Regions from separate parts of the Homo sapiens genome. Here region 1 is linked to region 2. A link is an interaction called in ENCODE POLR2A ChIA-PET data of the cell type or tissue named here. Cell type or tissue: MCF 10A. All regions are shown on one strand. Each heading gives the region's core, and the rest is flanking DNA. Links, peaks and the distances in the headings are about the cores only. Region 1 overlaps AMOTL1 (angiomotin like 1). Region 2 overlaps PIWIL4-AS1 (PIWIL4 antisense RNA 1).

Region 1 (5,386 bases), core at 70-5,069, 70 kb after region 2:
TGTGTTACTCTGATTCTTGAGCACATGCTGATTGAGTTGGCATAAACTGAGTGGTTGAGGACCTTTTTGAACAGTACATGGCATGATAGCTTAAAAGAAGGTGAAAACACAGTACTTAAAACTCAGTAACATAAACAGTATGAATGAAGTTGAATAGATTAAGAGTTATGTATATGTTAAAATGAAAAAGGAGAGGTAGTATTTTGGATTGAGAACAGGTGTATCCTGGCCCTGCCGCCTCCTTGCTGTGTGACCTCGGAATTGTACATGCTGAAGCCTCATGAGTAAAATGGGGAAAATAATAGTTCTTCCCTCATGGAGCTGCATGAGGGCAAAGTGAAGCAATGCGCACAATGCTGGGCACGTTGAAAGCATTCAATAAATACCTGCTACCATTATTATTACTAAAACAGCAGAGAAGCAAAACACTTTATAATGTTACGTAAATTCGCATGTATCCGTCTTCTTTGAGAACCTGGAACCCCTGTTCTTACTCATGGAAGTGTTCCTTTTCACAGTTGGGAGCGCTGTGAATACTACTTAGTGAATGAGATAGAAGCTAGGATGCCCTATTCACAATCTATTACTATCTATAAAATAAACCTTTCTTTGCTTCTATAAAAGTATGATTTCTGATGAAAGAATGATTTCCTCTGTGCCCTTGAGCACAGGAGGCAGGAGGAGGTGGGTCTGCATTCAGAAGGCTAGTTCAGAGTTTATGGTGCTTGGTACTGTAGGTGCAGTAAGTCAGGGCTGATGTCACCAGGCCGTGTCTCAAATTTCATAACTGGCAGCTCTGTTTCCTTCTTGATGACCAAGTTGTTTACTTCTCAGAGGAAATTAATTGGGTCTTAGATGTACAATTCCAGGACAGTTGTTCTCAAATGTGATTGAGCATCAGAATACCCCAGAGGGTTTATTGAAACATGGATTGCTGGGCCGCACCCCTAGAGTTTCTGTTTCCTTGGTTGATTGAGGATAGGGCCTAAGACTTTGCATTTCTAACACGTTTCCAAGCAATGCTGATGCTGCTGGTACTGGAAACACATGTTAAGAATGACCATTTTAAAACATAGCCCCTTTAAATTGGGCCTGGACTGAGATGCTTACCCTTTGGAATGGAGTTTGTTCATCTATAAGTAATTGAGTTTGAAACAGATCTATTTCTAAGGTTATTAGTTGATATAGCTATATTTCTTCCTCTAATCACTCTTCTTTTGTGCCTCACTTTCCTGACCATGACTTTTTCTTCTATCATTTGTCTCTCACTCCTTGGAAGACATGCCACAACTGGGTATATGGCTACCATATTGCCTTGGTAAATCACTTAGGCTCTATAAAGTAAGTGTATTTACTAAATATTTATCTTCTAAGGTTATTGTGTGGCTTAAATGACATAGTGAATGTGAAAGAGCTTCATAAGAAGTGAAATTTTGTGTAAAATAGTTTTCTTAAAATTATTTTCTGCATCATCAGTATCTTTTTGGAGCAGTGTCTCTGACTGACGGTAAGTTTCATTGCTACTTGGGGGACTTGGTAACGATTGCATAGACATATGCAGGGACCATGGACATACTCAGGGACATCATGAAGAAGGTTCCTGCAGTGGATGGATGGTTAAGCTAGGGTCTGAGTGCCTTCCAAATGGAAATGTTTTGGAGGCTGATTGATAAATAGTTGTAGTAAGGACCAAAGGAGAGCCCAGTGCTGGAAAATTGCTTGAGCAGATGTTGAAATATTAGAGATTCAGCTTCCTCAGAGTAGAGAAATATAACTCTGTGACTTTTTTTTTTTCTAGCAGTTTAGGACAGATGTGATCTGGCCCACATCTATGTTTTTAAAGTTCTAGACCTATGCTGTCTGTAGTAACCACTAGTCACTTGTGGCTATTTAAATTAATGAAAATTAAACGAAATGAAAAATTCAGGACCTCAGTCACACTAGCCACAGTTCAAGTGCTTAATAGCCATTTCCATCACTGCAGCAATTTCTGTTGAGGAGTGTTGTTCTATAGTGAGATTGGCTCTGTTGTCTGATGGCAACACCACTGGGCTTCAGATGATAAGACAGGGACACATTTTTGAATGAAATGTACCACATCTCCCTTGGAGGGCTGGTATGAACTGATTGGGAATGCTCTATTCACTTGAACCCCATTTTACCACTTCTGTTTTGGAGGCTCATTCCATTTGAAAGCTGGGTCAGCATGGCAACTGGGTTATGCTGGCGGCAAAGCTTACCAGGCCATTATCAGGAGATGTCTGCTGTTTCTAGGGATGTTCCACTCATGGGATTCTTCCAGGGATCTGGTCCTTGAGAGAAGCAAATAGAAATGCTTGGGTGGAATTAGCACGGAAAGGTCCTCCTGAAGAGGACCATCAAAGGTCATCCTGAACTTCTCCACCTTGGATCCGTTCCACTGTTGAACCAAGCTTTGTCAATGAGAGGCAGGCAGCTGGCGCTTGTTCATCTCTCCAGTGTTTGCACATGCTCAGATACCATTCCACACTTCATCATCCTATTGTCTCCTTTGAAAGTGTTCTGTAAACTGTAATAAGGTTCATCTCCTTGCCCACCCTACATCCAGTCAGTCTTTAGGTCCTGCAGTTGACCTCCAAAATACTTCTTGCATACTTTCCCTTCCTTTGCATGTCTCTACAGCTAAACCAGTTTAAGGGCTAATTACCTGTTTCCTGGACTATTGTGATAGCCACTCACATAACAGGTCTTCCCACTTCTGTTTTCTTGCACCTCTTCTGACCTACTCTGTCCTTCCTTCTTTCCCTGCTTCCTCCCACCTTTCCTCCACCCTTCTCAGAATAGGCCCAGCAAGACAGGGATGATAGATATCTTGTCTTCCAAGCTTGCTTTGCTTTCTCTTTGTGAGGTAGGGCTCTGCACACGCCCTGTGGCCACGTGCCAGGGAGGAAGGAGGCATCTCACATTCAGCTGCTGCTTCTCAGCTGTGAGGGCTGCTCTGGGTGGTATGACCCAGCAATGTGACCCCTGACAGCAGGTGTGAAGCAGGCCTTTTCCTTTCTGACACGGGTGGTGTTCTGGAGGGCTCTGAGAACCAAGTGTTTTGTGAGCAAGCCTCCTCTATCTGCTGGTCTTGGGAAAAGTAGAGAATATGAAATCCTCTGGTAAGGCCCTGTTTCCTGAGGGACTGGCTCCTAAATATCACTGCAGTTATAGGTTGATTACTCATCCTGGTGATGTGGGAAAGGTTGGAACATAGAAGAAGGGCAGACAAAGAGATTAGGAAATGTGCTTTTTATGGAAATTACTGGATGCAGCACTCAGTGCATATCATTAAATTCATTGCAGAAAAACACATGTAAAACCAATCTAGCTTCTTGAAAAGAGAAATGGTCTAATGGTCTTTTTATCTAAAAGAGCAAAGAAAATGCCTTCTGAAATCACAGTAAGCTTCAATTAAGACACCTGGGAAAGTAATTTTAAAAGCATCACACAACCATTTATACAAACATTGAAGATAATGGCGGTGTCAGGTTTGTTTAAACTAGTAGGTTTGTTAAAGGACATAATCCTGTCAGGCTTATCTTCCCGTGGTATTGACTGGCCTGGCAGATCAAAAATGAGTGGTAAGTGGCATAAAAATGGTGAATAAATATACCTTAGCTGACTTTTAGAGTTGATCCTGTATGATAGTCATCAAAAAACTGAAGAATAGAGTCTAAAAAGTCTACTTTGAGATATATATTAGCTTAACCCTGAGTTGAGGCATTACATTTCCCCAAATTCTAACATTTCTTACTTTCAAATTTCTCCAAAATAAATTCCAGGAGTTTGGAGAAAAAAATTGAAATAAAGACAAATATTTACATTTTAATGACATTTATTAAGTGACTAAAATAACTTTATTAGTTTAGGAACAAAAAATGGGTTATGTGTAATTGTTTGTTCATAAAATAAAATACTGAATTTCTTGTATTAAATTTAGTAATTTATTTAGGCAGTAGTCACAATTATGCTAATTGAATTTACTTTGAATATTTTCAATTTCTCTTATAGAAGAGACATTAGGGAGCATGACATTTCTTATTTTGGACAGAATATAAATTAGGCAGAAATTTGGATACAGAATCACTCACTCCTTAAATATCTGTTGAGTGAATAACTCTGCTTTGTACAAGTCAATACTGAGGTGGAGAATTTGATGGGGTTACAATAAAAGGATATATAGTTCATCCATCTGATATTTGAGGGTCTGTCATGTGCCAGGAACTGGGCTAGGTGTGGGATATATATCCTTTGCTCCCCATGGAATTCATATTCTATAAAAGGAATGTAATGTATTAAGATGTTAGAAAACAAAAGACAAATGAACTGGGTTCGTTCTGCTCTAAGAAGAGAAGAAAGGATTCATAACTGTCTTTCAAGTATTTATTTTATTTTCACTTTGAAATGAGCTTAAATCACAGATATCATGACTTCTACAAGCTTAGAAGAGTTCTCTCCTGGGGAGGGTGGATAAATACAGATTAGGAGGATATGGAGGGCAAAGAGGCAACCAAAGAATTAATAGAAGTGTGGGGGTATCTTACTAGAAATCTGCTTAAATTGAGAAAATATGATGTAATGTCCTGCCTGATGGTGGGAAGAGGACCCTAATAGGCTAACTGTGGTGTGCCCTTTGGATATCTTTTTTTGATTTCAGTAATTATCTATGGAGCTTAATGGTTAAGACTCCAGAACTGGAAACCTGTATTCACACCCAAACTGTGCCACTCACTAGCTTTATAATCTTGGCTAAATTACTTAACCTCTCTGTCAAGTAGAATTTCCTCATGTGATATATAGGGATCTTAATTACACCTACCTCAAAAAATTGTTAGGAGAAATACATGCTGGGTATAAGAGCAATATCTGACACATTGGAAGAGTTAAGTGTTAGTTATCATGGTTGTTGCAGTTACTATTGCAACATTTTATTATGCTTATAGATTCTATGGGTCTGGACTTCAGGCAAGGCACTGTAGGATGCCCTGTCTCTGCTCCATCATTCCTGGGACTTCTGGGGCAAGAAGACTGAGAGCGCATGAGTGGTTTGTGACTGGATTCACATGTCTGGCACCTGGGCTGGGATGACTTGAAGGCTAGGTCTGCAGACCAGAGTGTCAACAAGTTGCCTTTCCACATGGCTTGGCTTCCTTATAGGATCGGGCTAGTTAGAATCTTATATGGTGGCTTAGGGTTCCAGGTGTGAGTATTCCCAGAAATTGGATGGAAACTGCATTGCCTTTTATGATTTAATTTTGGAAGTCACGTAGGGTTACTCCTCTATCTTCTCTTGGCCAAGTGGAAAATAGATATAATTATAAGCCTGCCTAAATTCAAGGATGTAGACCCACCTTTCCACAGG
Region 2 (5,386 bases), core at 134-5,133:
CTCCTACTTGGGCAACAGAGTGAGACCCTATCTCAAAAAAATAAAAAAGTATTGGTGTCCATGATATGCTAAGAACATCTAAAACAATAATAAAACAATTTAAAAATTTTTTAAATGGTCAAAAATTTTGGACACTTCACAAAAGGTAATAAGTGAATGGTCAATAAACACATGAAAAACATGAAATATCTTTAGTCATCAAGGAAATGCAAATTAGAACCACAATGAGATACCATTCCACATCTACCAGTGTGGCTAAAATTAAAGGCTGACAACACGAAATTTTGGTGAGGACATGAAGCAATTAAAGCTTTCATACATTGGTGGTGGGAGAGGAAAATTACATAAGAATGTTGGAAAAGATCTTGCAATTTTGTATAAAATTGCATATAGCTACCCTAAGAACCAACAATTTCACTCTTACGTATTTACTCAAAGGATCTGAAAACAAATGTTCACAGGGACATGTGCAAAAATGTTCACATTAGCTTCATTCCTAATAGCCCTAAGCTGGAAGCCCAGGTATCCATTACTAGAATACTGGCATATTCATAGAGTAAAATACTATTCAGCAATGAAAAGAAACCAACTTCTGATACAAGCAACAACATGGATGAATGAACCCCCAAAACATGCTGAGTGCACACAAATTTGCATAAAAGAATACAATTTGTATGGTTCCATTAATATAAAATACTAAAACAGGCAAAACTAATCTGGTGAAAATCATCAGAAGATTGGTTATCTCTTGGGATGTGAGATAGGGGTTTGCTAGGAAGGGACATAAAGAAACTTTCCAGAGTGATGGTTATGTTCTGTATCTTGGTAGGAGTTTGGATTGCACAGGTGTATGTGTCTAGAGGAACTTGGAAATGATACACTTAAGATCTGTGCATTGCACTGTATACAGATTTTATCTGAATAGAAACAAAGAAATTGTAAATAAATATTGAACTCTGGCTAATAATATTGAAGTATTTGGGGGGAATATACTAATGTCTGAAACTTATTTTGAAAGACAATAACAAAAATAATTAAATGAGTTGCTGGATGGATAGAGAAATGAGCAGAGAATCAACATGGGATAAAACTAACGTGGCAAAATGTTAATTGAAGAAACCCGGTGGTAAGTATATAGGTGTTCACTGTACAATTATTCTGACTTTTCTCTAAGTTTGAAAATTTTAATAGGCTTTTGAGAACAAAAAAAAATTGAAGACAATTGGCAGATTACCCATTGGGTTGAGTCCTGGCCTTAGGAAAAGACATGAGAGTCTAGCTCATAGGCAAAGGAGGCTCCTGGGGAGGAAAGGAGGCTCCTGAGTCCAGCAATTGGCCTTCTTTGCTCCATTCTAACTTTGGCAATGAACCTAGAGGCTGAGACAAAGCAAATAACCAAGTTCTTTTTCGTTCTACAAGACCCACTGGCTCATGCTCTCTCCAAATGCCTCACCAACAAGATGGTGACTTTAAGCATTCTCAGCAGATCTATTCTAGAGACCTGGAATGGAAAAGGACTGACACCATTCACTCTCCTTCTGCTGAGCACCTACTGTATGGTACTCTCTTTGCTAGGTTTCAAGGACATTATGATGAACCAAATAAAAATGACTCCTGCCTTCATTGTTCTTACCATTGATGAAACGCTGCCCGTCTTCTACTCCTATCATTATTCACACCCCAAACAAAAGATTTGCAAGTTCCCTTTGTAAGCCACTTTGACATGTCTTAAATCTGTGATTTCGAAAATCTCTAATGTTGGATCTGAATACCTCTATCTAAATAAAAAGTGCATTTTTTCTTGTTTTAGCCTCTTTGGAGTGAAACTTGACACAGGAAAATCTCAAAGCCTCAAAATAGCTGAGCAAGAAATTAGATAGAAGCCTAATGACCCAGAGTCACCTTATACTCTCCTGAAATAGAAGCCTGGGAGAAAGGGCAGCTGGCTGCTGAGCTCAACCCTCTGCCCCACTTCCAACAGAGATCACACTCATTACCATTCCTTTCCCTAGCACCCCAGCCAGAACTCTTGTCCAAAGTTTAGACCAAGGACTTGGCATCAAGAGTAGGTGATTGGCCCACTGGGTAGCTTGAAATGACCTTGAATCCCATGTTACAAATCTAATTCCTCCAGCCTCACCTTTAACATACAGAAGAAAAAAAATCCTGTCTCTTTCTCCAAATCCTTCTGTTTAGAACGCAGGCATGTTTTGAACTGATATGTTAATATTACAAATGACCCCATATTGAATGAGTGGCATTATGTTCAACAAAAAGAAAATAAAAATTGGTTGCATTTTTGAGAAAGGCTGTCACACTTTTTCCTGTAGCAACTAACCTCCTTTTCTTAACTGAATATTTTTCCCTTTGCAAAGTCCAGTCACCTGTTTGTCACCTTTGCTTACAGATTCATAGCTCTGAAAATTTCTTAGCAATTTGGTCATTTCCAGCTTCTTACAGCCCCTCCTCCTGGCTGAAATACCTTCGCTTCTTCTTCCTCCCTGCTTCCACTTCCCCAGTAATTTTCACCTCTCAGAAAGTCTAAATATCTATTTTCCTTCCCTAGAGTACTGTTTTTCAGAGTTGGATTTGGGGGAGATAATGACATGACTCAAGGAAATAAGTGCATAATTTTTCTTTCTCTGGTGCCAGTTAAGGCAATTGGTGCCTTAGGATTTTCTGAAGCTCTTTGAAAACAACAGGGTTAGTCAGATTCCAGCGATTTACCTTCTGAAGGCTGAGCATGTCTGGGCAATGGCTGCATAATTTGGATGGAGTCATCACTGATGAAGCAGAGTTGGCTCAGCCAGGCAGCACTCGTTGCTCTTTTTAAACTCCACGGCACCAGGGATGAAGTCACCTTTCTTCTTTTAAAACGAACACATTTGCTCTGTGAGTCCCTGTCACTTCTGTTAGAACTTAGTATTTTTTCCACTGCCGGTCACCAGGACTTCTCACAGGTAAGAAAATTCTTATTTAGTGGGTTTCACTCTAGGGAACCTTAACACGAGGGGGGGATTTTGGAAGGCATCTATGGGCAGAGTTGGAATTAGATCAAGAAATACTCCATTGGGTGGGGAGGGTGGCTGTTTCCATGGCAGCCGGTCCCCACCTGGTGGGGTGGCAGACCATGGCTAGGCGAAGTCAGCTTTGAGCTGCAGTGGTGGGCTCTCACAGTGGGTGTAGGAATCTAATCGGGGCTTGGTATTAGGTGCCTATTCTAAGAGCTGTATAATGAGCATGTTAGTGAAGCAACTGTAAGTGGACTCCTTTGGGCTAGGGCCATCCATACCTCCTTTGCCTTCCTACTGATTGGGTAGACTCTTAGAGAGCTGATTCTTATAAAATATGTGCAGAAAAGCAGCTCTCTGGAGAGCCTTGATTTGCTGTTTCGCTGGTGTGAATGCTTCCCTTCTTTCTCAGGAGTGTAGCAGGAAAAAAAGGGGCCCAGGATGCCTGTTCTGACATGCAGGTACCTTGTTCAAACAATGGCTGTGCTGCCGCATGCAGGGCAGAAGTGTACAAACATATCTTAGTGCCTGACCCTATGAGTTCTTCCAAGAAAATATACATGAGGTCTCTCTCTCTCTCTCTCTCTCTCTCTCTCTCTCTCTGTGTGTGTGTGTGTGTGTGTGTGTGTGTGTGTGAAGGCAGACCCTGTGCTCCTAGAGACCACTGAAATCTCCCTGCAACACTTCCTATGAGTTATATGAGTCTCTGTCACTGATTGAATCATACAACTCTTATCAGCTTTGGAAGGCTCAATAAAGACATCTTGTTTATGACAGAGGTGCCTACAGGATGATAAACGGCTTTTGGAAAGAAAGTTGAACCACTGTCAAATGAAAATGTTGAGAATTGCAGAGCCCTTTATTTCTTGGCACAGAACCCTGCCACATATAGTATTTGGCACAATCATCTATAACCTATACAGGGAGCAAAGACTCATTTAGATAAGAGATGTTTGCTTTGTTTTAAATGCAATTGCATACTGGCTGCCAGTGCCTGGTTATACATTCACCTCAGACTAGACCATATCCAGAATTCATCCTCACCTGAAATCTGCTCCCCCTTCTGTGTCCCCTAGGTCTGTGAAAAGTTCCTGGTGGTAGATTTCTGGATTTCACCCTAAACACCCCTCCAAACTTCCTCACATTTTCACATCTGATTTGGGAACACATTCAGCAGATTCGAACTCCATATTATTTCTCAAATCCATCCATTTCTCCCCACCTCCACAGATATTACCCTAGTTTAAAGCCGTTATCAATTTTTTCTAGGAATACAGAAACCTCACATCTGGGCCTCCTCTCTCCAGTCTTACCTCCCAGCAGCATCCAGAATGATGGTTCTAAAATAATTGATCAGCACCTGCACAATCCAATCAATCACTAGTCTGTTGAGTCAGTCTTCTTAATATCTCTCCAAATGGTTTACATCTCTCTACCCCACCACTACTACCTTGGTCTAACCCATCAACACGCTTTGCCTGAGTTATTGCATTATCCCCTTAGCTCGTCCCCCCTGCTACCAGGCTCACTCCACTCCTAGTATAAGACGCTCTAAGCTTCTTGTTTTACTAAGCTTTCTAAGGACATTTTTACCAGAGAAGAACTTGAAATGCTTATTACTCTATTTGGAGTTTAGAAGCATTAGCATTTTTATGACTCTTGTAGGTGCTTTAAGGAGAGAGGCCAGAATGCGAGAGGATAGGGAATGTAGAAAGCAGTGGGAAGGCAGCCTGAAGAATGCGTAAGCCTCAGACCTTGGAACCATGTGGGTCTTCATTTGAATCCCAGCTTCTCCACCTCCCGGTATGGCTTGGACCAAATGTCTAAACCTTCTTGAGGCTCATTTCCCTCAACTGTGAAATGGAAACAATACCTGCTTCATTAGGTAAATAGAAGAGTTAAATGAGAACATTTATGGAAGGCTCTAAAACATAGCAATTAAAAAATTTTAGTACCGCTCCTTCTTTCCTTCACTTTTAAGGGTTATAATCTCTAACCACCACCTATGTTGTAAGTATTCATGTGTATGTGTTTAAAACTATCTGTAGTTGGCATGGTAGGAAGGAGGAGTGGCAAAGAAATACATGCGAACTCTCTTAAGAAACTTGCAGTTTACTTAAGGAAATAAAGCCAACCTAAACAGCACATCTATAAACGTCTATAAAGCAAGCAATCTGTGATTGTAATGTGTGTAGTACTACCAATTGAGTACAGGAAACCAGTACAGTTAACCAGGAAAGGCCTGAGTAAACAGGTCTGCAAATACCTGCGGACAGAGTGTAAATAGATCTATATCAAGCAGTTTTAGAGTTAGGCTACTCAGAGATTTAAAAATCGTTGGTTGAAGTAAAAGTTTCTAAAAGGACTTGTGCATT

The links. ChIA-PET counts read pairs that join two places held together with the same protein. Peaks named below come from ENCODE experiments on the same cell type or tissue, not always from the same donor. Only the 100,000 strongest peaks of a DNase experiment are listed, where the experiment ranks them.
Region 1: POLR2A ChIA-PET joins it to region 2 with 18 read pairs; 2 of 35 experiments call an interaction of 5 or more read pairs at or near these places.

Annotation. Positions count from the first base shown.
Region 1 is chr11:94,773,704-94,779,089 of GRCh38, forward strand. All of the region lies in intron 1 of AMOTL1 (angiomotin like 1), which reads left to right. Among named protein-coding and RNA genes, the nearest start is that of AMOTL1, 8.0 kb to the left of the region's middle. In MCF 10A, for the core only: no CTCF peak of the experiment used is centred there; DNase peaks (open chromatin) are centred at 2,928 and 3,188.
Region 2 is chr11:94,703,638-94,709,023 of GRCh38, forward strand. The region is part of intron 1 of PIWIL4-AS1 (PIWIL4 antisense RNA 1); the gene reads right to left. It also overlaps a transcript of AMOTL1 not described here. Among named protein-coding and RNA genes, the nearest start is that of PIWIL4-AS1, 34 kb to the right of the region's middle. RefSeq lists an enhancer at 2,347-3,546. In MCF 10A, for the core only: no CTCF peak of the experiment used is centred there; DNase peaks (open chromatin) are centred at 2,764 and 3,454.